3 separate regions of the Homo sapiens genome follow, and regions 2 and 3 are each linked to region 1. The links are chromatin contacts, found by Hi-C or POLR2A ChIA-PET in ENCODE. All regions are on one chromosome and are shown on one strand. Each heading gives the region's core, a stretch centred on a gene start or an enhancer-like site at or near the end of the contact. The rest is flanking DNA. Distances are from core to core; before and after follow the strand shown.

The links. Hi-C counts contacts between places; a loop is a spot of excess contacts on that map. ChIA-PET counts read pairs that join two places held with the same protein, here RNA polymerase II (POLR2A). Pooled maps may share reads with other maps.
Region 2: a loop to region 1 is called in a map of posterior cingulate gyrus, with 7 times the contacts of the local background. The contact joins the enhancer-like site here to the promoter of KCNA1 in region 1. A Hi-C loop is called at or near these places in 5 of 168 maps with a recorded cell type or tissue (dorsolateral prefrontal cortex, naive thymus-derived CD4-positive, alpha-beta T cell, posterior cingulate gyrus and 2 more), 15 of 37 single-sample maps with no recorded cell type and 18 of 50 pooled maps. POLR2A ChIA-PET finds 5 or more read pairs at or near these places in 1 of 52 experiments (BJ).
Region 3: a map of dorsolateral prefrontal cortex shows a loop between it and region 1 (1.9-fold over the local background). The contact joins the enhancer-like site here to the promoter of KCNA1 in region 1. A Hi-C loop is called at or near these places in 2 of 168 maps with a recorded cell type or tissue (breast epithelium and dorsolateral prefrontal cortex), 16 of 37 single-sample maps with no recorded cell type and 4 of 50 pooled maps. POLR2A ChIA-PET finds 5 or more read pairs at or near these places in 1 of 52 experiments (HEK293).

What each region holds. Positions count from the first base shown.
Region 1 is chr12:4,908,214-4,911,237 of GRCh38, reverse strand. It overlaps KCNA1 (potassium voltage-gated channel subfamily A member 1), which reads right to left and starts at 1,333. Exons shown (of 2, transcript NM_000217.3): 1 at 766-1,333; 2 at 1-398. RefSeq lists an enhancer at 1,952-2,708.
Region 2 is chr12:4,856,745-4,860,066 of GRCh38, reverse strand. No RefSeq gene overlaps it. Among named protein-coding and RNA genes, the nearest start is that of KCNA6-AS1, 28 kb to the right of the region's middle. RefSeq lists enhancers at 2,050-2,344, 1,873-2,516. Within about 2 kb of position 1,491, at least 3 of the 41 ENCODE cell types and tissues checked have a DNase peak (open chromatin) inside an H3K27ac peak, as active enhancers do; they include dorsolateral prefrontal cortex, where a contact is called at or near this core.
Region 3 is chr12:4,958,172-4,961,523 of GRCh38, reverse strand. No RefSeq gene overlaps it. Among named protein-coding and RNA genes, the nearest start is that of KCNA1, 50 kb to the right of the region's middle. Within about 2 kb of position 1,408, at least 3 of the 41 ENCODE cell types and tissues checked have a DNase peak (open chromatin) inside an H3K27ac peak, as active enhancers do; they include dorsolateral prefrontal cortex, where a contact is called at or near this core.

The DNA.
Region 1 (3,024 bases), core at 84-2,583:
CGAGCAGGTCGGGAGATCTGCGACTTTGCCTCTCGCTGCCTTCCCCTCCACCCTGCCTTTCACTCAGTTTGGAATCCCCCTCGCCTGCGGGCCGGGTGCAGCTTTTTGCAGAGGGTTGGGTTTGGGTTTGGGGGTTTGTTGGTTTTCTGTTGTTGTTGTTTAGATATTTCTTCCTGATCCCAGGTGCCTTAACGCAGTGCCGTTCTAGCGGACTGGGCCATTGCTTCGGGGGTCGCCCTGGCCTCCCCTCCCCTCCGAGAGCCTTCCTAGGACCCGGTGCAGTGCCGGCTCGGCAGATCCCCACGCCTGCCACCCTCTCTGCTTCTCCTCGGCTCTCCCCCCTCCTACCCCTCTTCGCCTGCCGCCTTCTAAGCTCCCACCAGGGCGATCGATGCACGCTGCAGAGAAATAGAAAGTGATACGGGGGTAGAAAATCAGAAGCATTCAGATGGGACGGACCTACAGACACCGAAGAACACAGACCTCTAGCTTGAGAAAGCACTGGACGTTTGCTAGGGCTATCACACACACACGGACAGACGACACGCAGACACCCGGAAATCCAAGTTTGGGGCTCTTCCATCCCACTTTCCCCAATGCCCAACAGCCGATCTGTTTACAACTTCGTTAAACTAGAGATCGGAAAAGCGCCGAGAGACGCCGGGGGAAGCTCAGGGTCCCGGACAGCATCCCCGCACCCCCGGCCTCCCCCACCCGGTCCCCCCAACCCCCGCTTCTGCATCCCCGAGCTGGGGAACCCCCTACCTGGCCGGCTGGCTTGGCGCAGGGGCGGTGCTGAGTCAGCGGAGAGCCCGAGTGGGAATGCGGCAGGTCGTCTTTGCAGTGCCCTGGCGGGAGCCGCGGCGGCCGCCGCAGCAGCATCCGAGACGCGCCGGGCAAACTCGCCGCCCTGGTCCACTCGTCCGACGCCCCTCTCAGTTGGACAATCGCTTTACGGAGCAGCTACGGCGAAAATGTTCCTTCCCTACCCCCATTCTCACCGGTTGCCAGCAACCTGGAGACGCCGTCCTCTCTCCGGTGCAGGGAGTTCCGGAGGATGCGGGGCGGAAAAGCAAAATACCACCCTCTCTCGAAGCTCCGAGGCAAATGACGATAAACAGCACTCTCGCCCCCTCCTAACACTATGGGAGCCCTTGATTCGATCCCGAAGGAGGCGGGCGGGCGAGAGCCTGGATCTACATGGCTCTCCAGTTCCCTTCGCTCTCCGCACCCCAGCGCGGACCTCGCCAAGGCTACGCGGCGCGCCAGGAGCCCTTAGGAGCTTGGAGTGGAGCAGGGTGCGTGCGGCGGCGGGTCCGCTCGGTCCATTTCTGGGCGCTGCAAGATCAGCAGAAACCTGAGAAAGCGCCTGGAATACCGAGCAGCGATTGGCCCACCCGGGCGTGGGTTGGGGAGGGCGGGGGAGGGCAGGAGCGAGGAGGTGGATGGAAAATATGAGGGGGTGGTTTGGAAGAGAGCGGGGTTGTCATTCAGTTCCCACCCTTGCCAGCACAGCTTTTTCCTCTCCTACCAGAAAAGCCGACCGCTAACTCTACTTCCCCTGTGGCCCGCCGCCCCGCCCACGAACGGCCCCTAGCGGCTCGCGACCTTCCCCGGGAATTTCACATTGGAAATGGTCAGGTCCGACGCAATGCAGGCGGTGGTGTTTCTGGCAAAACTCCTCCGACGGGTTTGCTTTTGTGCAGTCCCACAGTAACCCTCTTCGATCGCACTGCTCTGCGCCCCATCCCGCTCCTCCCCCAAGAAGGCCCTTGCTCTCTGCGGGGCCCACCCAGCTTCCCCCGCCGGCTGGACTCGCAGAGCTGCAGACTTTGGGCAGAGCTGTGCAGATGAGGATCCCTGGGTTTGTTCCATGTAGTTTTACTGGGCGGCGGCGGTACTAAGAGCCTGTCCCTCTTTAACCTACGATGGGACTTGAAGTTTTCTTACGATCCGATTATTCTGAAATACAGGGAATGTGACTTGTGGGGGACCGAAGGCTTCGTGGGTTTGTGGGGTTGTCTGCCAACTTGGTGCTAATTGGGAATAATCTGAGAAGCAAGTCGCCTACTCACCTCCCACCCTATGTCCCTCCTCCCGCAGCCTTTTTCCCCAGCCTAGTGCCTCCACAGGGCCACTTTCAAAGCTTGCAATTTATTTGGAAAGGGTCCCCCGCAGAGGCGCATGGCAGCAGGAGCCGGGGGCGTGTGCCTTGCCCTGCGAGTGCGGCTGGAGCTGCGCCCCCAGAGGCGCTGCATCTCCGCGCCTGCAGCGCGAGAAAAGGCAGCAGGCAGCTTGGTACCTCCAGGGCTGCGGAGTCTCTAAGGAGGCTGCAAGAGCCCAGAGTCGCCGCTGATTGGCTCCTCCCGCGGCCTTGGGACCACCCTTCTCACCACCGTTGCCTCCCGCCTACACCACCCACCTCCTTAATCAAAGCCAATGATTGCATCCTTCCCGCTCTATTGTGGCTAGTGGAAAGCAGGGGCCCCTGCGGGATTGCCCAGGCAGTGCAACAGTCCCTGTCTGGAACTAGTTAAATCCTTCCTCCAGATTCAGACGCCAGCATTCCTTTCAGAAAAACAAAAGTGTATGTTCCCTCCCCTCCTTCAGATCCGTACCCCAGCTTTTCTTTCATGAACAATGAGTTCTCTTATACTCCTCCTTCCCATATTAAACTCTTCCCCTTTCCCACCTTCCACACGCATATCCCTCAATCTCAATAGCTCCAGGGATCCCTACCTTTCTGCACTGCTGTTCTAATGCAAATAAATATATTTTTTAAAAAAATTTAAAAATAAAAACAAAGATATAAATATGAAGCTCCCAGCTGAAGTACTGCCAAGTCTTTTGGTTTTGTTGCTGCTGCCACTGCTAGAACCCTACTGGGGATAACCCTACGAGACAAGGGTTTTCTGACCATATCCTAGCACTACTGAGCTTCCCTATTCTCCACTTTATCTGTCCTTATCTTGTACCTCCCTCTTCCTATAACCCATTGCCTTCCTTTAAATGTCCCTAAGACTG
Region 2 (3,322 bases), core at 242-2,741, 51 kb after region 1:
TCTCTGAAGTCCCTGTGAGAAACACTGAATGATGTGGCCTCCGTAAGTCCTTTAAAAATAGACTGTGGATCCCCTGAAAAAAAAAAAAAAGTCCCTGTCTAAAAATAGCTCTCAGCATCTAGGGGAGAAAAAAAGAAACTGCAGCAAAATTCAACTGGAGCAGTGACTTTCCTGTCTCTGATGTTCCGGGTCAGCTCCAGCACTGGAGAAGGCTGCGAGGGAGACAGGGGAGGAGAGGGTCCTTCAAGGACAGAGGAAGGATCAGAATCTCAATCTGCAGCAAACACCTCTCTCCATTCCCTGACTTGTGGTCATTGGGCCCTGCCTGGTCCAAGCAGCCAGGCAGTGCTCAAGACAGCAGCACGGAGCAGCAGATCCCTGGGTTGGCAATAGGAGCCTTGAAGAGTGGCCGCAGGGATCCAGGGATGGAGAGGCCTCCCAGGCATGGGTGCACCGCCCTGCAGAGGCCCTAAGGATGTGTACTCAGTGGAAGCTGGAGTCAGGACCAGATCTGATGCTGAAAGTACCTGTGAGCCAAATAGCTCGGAATGACTAAGGGGTGAGGGAGATGCTCTCTCTTGAAGAGCCACTGCTTCTGCATTCAACAAAGGTGAAAAGGAACCCTTTTGGGAACTGTCACTCAGAAAAGTCAGAACTCCTATCCAGGACTTGAGTGCAGGAGAAGGGGAGCCCCATGGACTTCTTTGTGTAAGATCCTTTCTGTGGCTGGCAGTGAGAGAATAGCATAGAGACATGATTTTACCTGCTAAAAATGTTTTAAGGAATATGAAAAGGATGCATACATACACACACACACACACACACACACACACACACACACACACACACACGCTTTTCAATTATGAGAGACAGGGTCTGCTTATTTTGCTCATGCCAGAAAACTATCACAGTAAGCTGGAGAAAAGTCAGGCTGCAGCTTAAGAAGGAAGACTCCTGGTCCCTCTGTTTAGCTGTGATGGGGGCTCCCTCCGAACAGTGAGTTGCATGTGTTGGTCACAGGGACAAGTGAATGTTAGTAAGCTAATGAGATCATTTTTTGGAACTATACGCCAAGTCCTCAAACTAAATGTTTATAGCTAATGTTTTGTTATGATAATTTGCCATTGAGGTGTACACCCTCATGCCCACAAACACACACGTTATGGAAATTTGTTCCTCGAATTAATACCTATGCAGCCCACCATGGATTCTGCACGTCCCAACATCACCTGGGCTCATATCTTATCTCCGAAACCATTAGAAGGCCACTGTCATGCCGAGAAAGGGAACAGAGTGGTTTTTAGGGACTGAAATGCAAGTCCCTGCGGGATCACTTGTTAGAGATTAAGCTGTTTCCAAAGCTGTGGTCCTGGGAAAGAGGCTTAATGAGGGAGAAAGAGGCAGGGACGCCACGGACCGGTTAGGCGGCACGTTCCTGCTCAGCAGGCACTGTGGCTGTTATGCTGCCCTCTGTGGCGGTCAGAATATGCGTGTCCCCAGAAGACAGCAGCTGACAGGGCATGCGGCAGCACTCACAAGAGGTCATGACCCATACTTGTTTGCAAGTTCAAGGCAGGTAAAATAACCTCTCAGTCATTTTTGTCTTCTTAGCCCCAAAACCTGCTTTCCTGTCTTTTTCTCCCTTAGGAATTACTCTGCCTCCCCCACCCCAAGGGACCTCATCCTGACCTATGCCACAACATTCAGGGTTGACAGCCACCTGCAAGCTGGCCAGTCCAAACCCCAGGCATGCCTCCCCTTCTCTCCACGACGCTCCTGGGCAGGGAACATCTGGGTCCCGCCAGCCCAGCCCTCCCTTGCTGGCATTTTGCCCAGCTCCTTTCCCTCTCTCCTGAGCTTACTCTATCTGCAAAGCCAGGAGAGCGACCTGTGTTTCTTCTCATACTACAGGTCACCCGCGGCATAAACGGCTTAATGTGGATGTACTTTAAGGAAAGGGAGGAAAACCAAACAACTTAGAAAATCAACCATCCCCCCTCCCTGCCAAGCCTTGGTTCTCGACGGTGTCTGTGCACATCAAGATTGCAGCGATGTGCGGGGGCCTCGGGCACGCAGTGTTGCAGTATTTTCTGAAAGGCTTTGCTCGCTCTCTTCAGTACTTTTCCTCTTCTCACAGCCTGGAGCCTGCAGAGAAATAGCCCTGGTTCCCCCTAGTGGCAGAAGCTCATAGCGCCGACCTGGGACACTTCCCACGATCGTGGTAATTAGCCAGTAGTTTAGTTACAACCACACTCTCATTAACTAACAGCGGGAGAAGAGACTGTCCCTGTTTCCTTGGAGACCTAGCAGCGCGTGCTTCTATTGCATTGACTGTTCCTGTAAGCTCAAAAGCCCCCAGGTTGTTATCGCATAGTGTTTACTGCATTGGATGGAGACCAAGACCTGGTAACACTGTGTTCCCCGCCGGTGCTTCTCAAAGTGTGGTCCTTGACCTATGCATCAGCATCACCTGGGAGCTGGATAGAAATGCAAATTCTCAGGCCTCTTACGCCTACTGAGTCCATAACTCGGGGGTTCAGAGCCCAGGAATCTGCATTTTGACAAGTTCTCCAGCTGATTCTGATCCACAATGAAGAATGAGGACTGACCTAGACAAAGCATGCCCTGGTATTTTGTTCCTATTAATAACCAGAAACAGCTGGGCACAGTGGCTCACACCTGTTATCCCAGCACTTTGGGAGGCCGAGGCAGGCAGATCACCTGAGGTCAAGAGTTTGAGACCAGCCTGACCAACATGGAGAAACCCCATCTCTACTAAAAATATAAAATTAGCCGGGCGTGGTGGCACATGCCTGTAATCCCAGCTACTCAGGAGGCTGGAGATTCGCTTGAACCCGGGAGGCGGAGGTTGCAGTGAGCCAAGATCACGCCATTGCACTCCAGCCTGGGCGACAAGAGGGAAACTGAAAAAAAAAAAAAAAACAGAGACTTTTCCCATTAAAGAGCTAAACAAAAGGAAGTGGAAAGATACTTCTTCCTTGTTCCAAGCAATATGTACCCAATATGATTCCAATCAATAACATTTATGTATTGACTGGAATGAGAAATGCCTTCTCCCAGGTTTGTCTCTAAGGAGATTCCCCTACTCCCCCCATCGTCATCCACTTCGTCATCTAAACCCGCCTTGGAATGGAGTCACTGAAGCATCTCCAAGAGATGAAGCAGTACTTGGAAATTAAAAGCAGTGAGGACTCTGTCACCAGCAGGCGAGGTGGCCTCACAGAGCCCCCTGAGCTGGCACCGGCTGGCACAAGGTAAGCAGGACCAAAAAAGAAACCAGACACCAGGCAAGTGACTGTTG
Region 3 (3,352 bases), core at 159-2,658, 50 kb before region 1:
CAAGAGTCAAATCAAGGGCCTCTGCCTCTAAGAAGCCTTCTGTCCCTGCCATTCTGCTGGCTGCTGGGAAGCTGTATCACTGCAGATCTTTCTCACTGAGCAGTGATTCCCCAGCAAGTGCAGATACCTCCTCCCCTAGACTCTGTGCTCCCTAAGGGAGACAGCACTGTGTTCATCATATCCTTAGTCCTAAATGGAGCACAGGAAAGAAGAGCTCCCAGAACCAGAGGGACAGCTGTGTGGAAAGAGCCACCCAAAAGGAGCTGTAGCCTCGGGGAGAAATATGGCCAACCAGCAATGACCTGTGGGGAGGGCCAGGGAATCAGACCCAGTGCCATGCTCCTGCTGCCTGTCTGGAGGCAAGGTGGCCCAGGGCTGCATTCCTTACCACTGCAGACGGAGGAGCCTGGAGAGTGAATCTAGAGAAGGAAGGGGAAGATACCCAGCCCCCGAGCCTCCTCTCTAGAAGGGATAAGAAGGCCTCTAGAGGGGAGATAGAGGGACTCTCAGACCATTAGGTACCCAAGGCCCAATAACCTCCTTCGAAGATATTTATTTTATTAAACTCTCCTTAATTACCTCATTTGAGTGTGGTATTTGTTTCCCACCTGCACTCTGACTGATACTTCTAGATATTCCGGTGTTCCCTCCCCAGCCCACCCAGCTGAGGCACCTCACTTTGAAGAGACATGGCTGGTGATGCCCAAGGCGGGGCAAAGGAGGCAGAATACTGAGAGCTGATTGAACCAGGAAGAACAAGAAGCCTCAGTGGCCTGCACAACATCACATAGCAACAGAGCTAAGAATAGACCTCCGGCCTCCTGCCACCCACCCAACCGGAGCCTCCCCTCCATTCGTGCATGAGAGCACACAACAGGGGACTCTCACTAAGAGACCCCTTCTTCCATCCTACTGGAAGCTACTACATTTCATTAAGCTAATGAATGTTGTTCCCGAACACAGGGTTATTTGGGGGTGTCTTTTAGAGGCAGAAGGAAAATCTGAGCAAAACAAGCAAATCTACTCCTCCAAAGGAAAGCTGCAATCCCAAGCCTGCCTTGGGCAGCAGTGGGCCTGGGGGGGCACATGTTGGCTCAAGGGTCTCTGCCTCTAAGAAGGCGGAATTACGGATATAATCAGCAGCCGCCCAGCAGCCCTGCCAGCCCGGGCCTGCAGTCCATACTCAGCAAGGTGCCCCTGCAGCCACACCTCCCCAGCTCTCTGCCGCACCAACACTGCGGAAGGCATGCTGGGCTGGGAACCCGAGGGCTGGGCTCCAGTCCAGCTCTGCCACTAGCTAGCTGCGTGACTTTGAGCAGCCCACTTTCCTTTTCTGGGCCAAAATTTTCTCCTCTGTAAAAGGAAGGCTTGGAATTCCGGCCTCTGAGAGGACTTCCATCTCTATCTCTCTACGGTTTTACGACATCCCAGCCGTGTTTCTCAGCATTTGGGGCACGACATTCCTTTCCAATGCAGACTGAAAGCTGCATGGCAGAATGTTTTGTATTCCTGGGCTGGCATCAATGTCACGGTGATAGCCCCAAACCTTTCTACTCATTTTCAGTCCCCCCCCGCAGGAGGGCAGCTCTGCCCTAGATAAAGACCTCATACAGAAGGAGCAGAGAGGTTTGGGAGGCAATGTCACTTTTCTCTGCAACTCCTTGGCCACTCCTTCAAGAAAAATAAGAATGCCTTTACATCACTCCAGGAAAATGCCCAAATAATTCACTTCTATTGGTATAAGTTGAATGTTTATGCCCCCTAAAAATTTGTATGTTGAAACCTTATCCCCTGTGTGATGGTATTTGGAGCTTGGACATCTGGGCAGTGGTTAGGTCATGAGGGTAGAATCCTCATGACGGAGATTACAGCAGTTGTAAAAGAGATCACAGAGAGCTCTCTCACCCCTTCCTCCATGGGAGGACACAGTGGAAAGACGGCCATCTATGAATCAGGAAACGAGCATGTACCAGAACTCTACCATGCTGGCACCCTGATCTAGGACTTCCCAGCCTCCAAAACTGTGAGAAATAAATTCACAAGCCATGGTATTTTATTATAGCAGCTGAACAGACTAAGGTACCTACGCAGGCAGGTTATCTCAGGAAGTTGCAGTGAGTGGGGTAGTGAGGTCTATATTTTGGATTTAATCCCCAAGGAAAAAAGAATTTGATTCCATAGCATCCAAAGACATTACTAACACCAGTCAACAAAATGTGATCTGTGGTTTCCGAGGAGGGTGGATGTAGAACATTACTCATCAATCAATCCAACTGTAAAAACACTAACTCAAAGACCTAAAGACTAGAACTAAAAAGATATTTCCTCCCTAGAGCATTCCTACTTTTTCAAATGACTTCATATGCATTTTCCAAATGGAGCCCTGCTATGAAGCAGGGAGGGCTGTTCTTGCCAGCCTTGTTTGGAAGTTGGCATGTGTCCAAGTTCCTACCAGAACCTTAGCCTTGTGAATCCCAGCTTTTGGCTTGCCCATGGTTTCAAGGAGAAGAAACACAAAGGAGAAGAACAGCCAAGTCGTGGTGGGAAGCTGGGGAGCAGGCCTTGTAACTTGTAACTGAAATTTGACTCAAATGGAATACCCCTTATAGCTCTGGCCTGCAGGGGGACAGACTAGACTGGACAAGGGCGGAGTGCAGACAGCCAACCTCACGTCACGTCATAGCACAAGAGGACCAGTGGCTCAGCAAAGTTGGACTTGAAAAGAAGGAGTGGGCATGCGTGGGAGTGGTAATGGAGATGCAAGATTACCTAAGGCTGTTTGAGGGGCTCCCTGGAGAGGTGTGGGACCCTGTGCAAAATCAGATCTGCATGAGGTAGGATTGGGAAGGAAGAAGAACAGGACTTGAATTGCATTTAGTCATCTCTGGTGTGTCCAGGTAGGAATAGAAGCTACCACTGAGAATCTCTCACCAGTGGAATTCCATTCGGGAGCCATCAGGAAAGAATGAACTCTTAGGAGGAGCCCTAGGTGGAAGCTCCTCCTTCTCAAAGTCCGAACACCATTGCTTCCCCAGCCTACCCCGGGCCTCCATAGTTATGGCCACTTGGATCTGAAAGTTTGGGGTTCTAGCCCTGAACCTCTCTCAGACTCCAACTTTAGCCCTGAGATTATTGACTGACCTCTCTATCCTCATTCTTCCTTTTGACAAAAATCTCTGCAGTTCAACATGGACAGATAACACAAAGAAAGAAGACTGATGTCCATGGAGTCAGTGAGCTTATGATGAAGCCACGGCTAGCATGCATCATCGCTTCAGTCATCAAAAATTCATTAAGTGCCCATCTGCAAAAGGCACTATACTAATTCTCCTAGAAGGAGAATGTCAATATG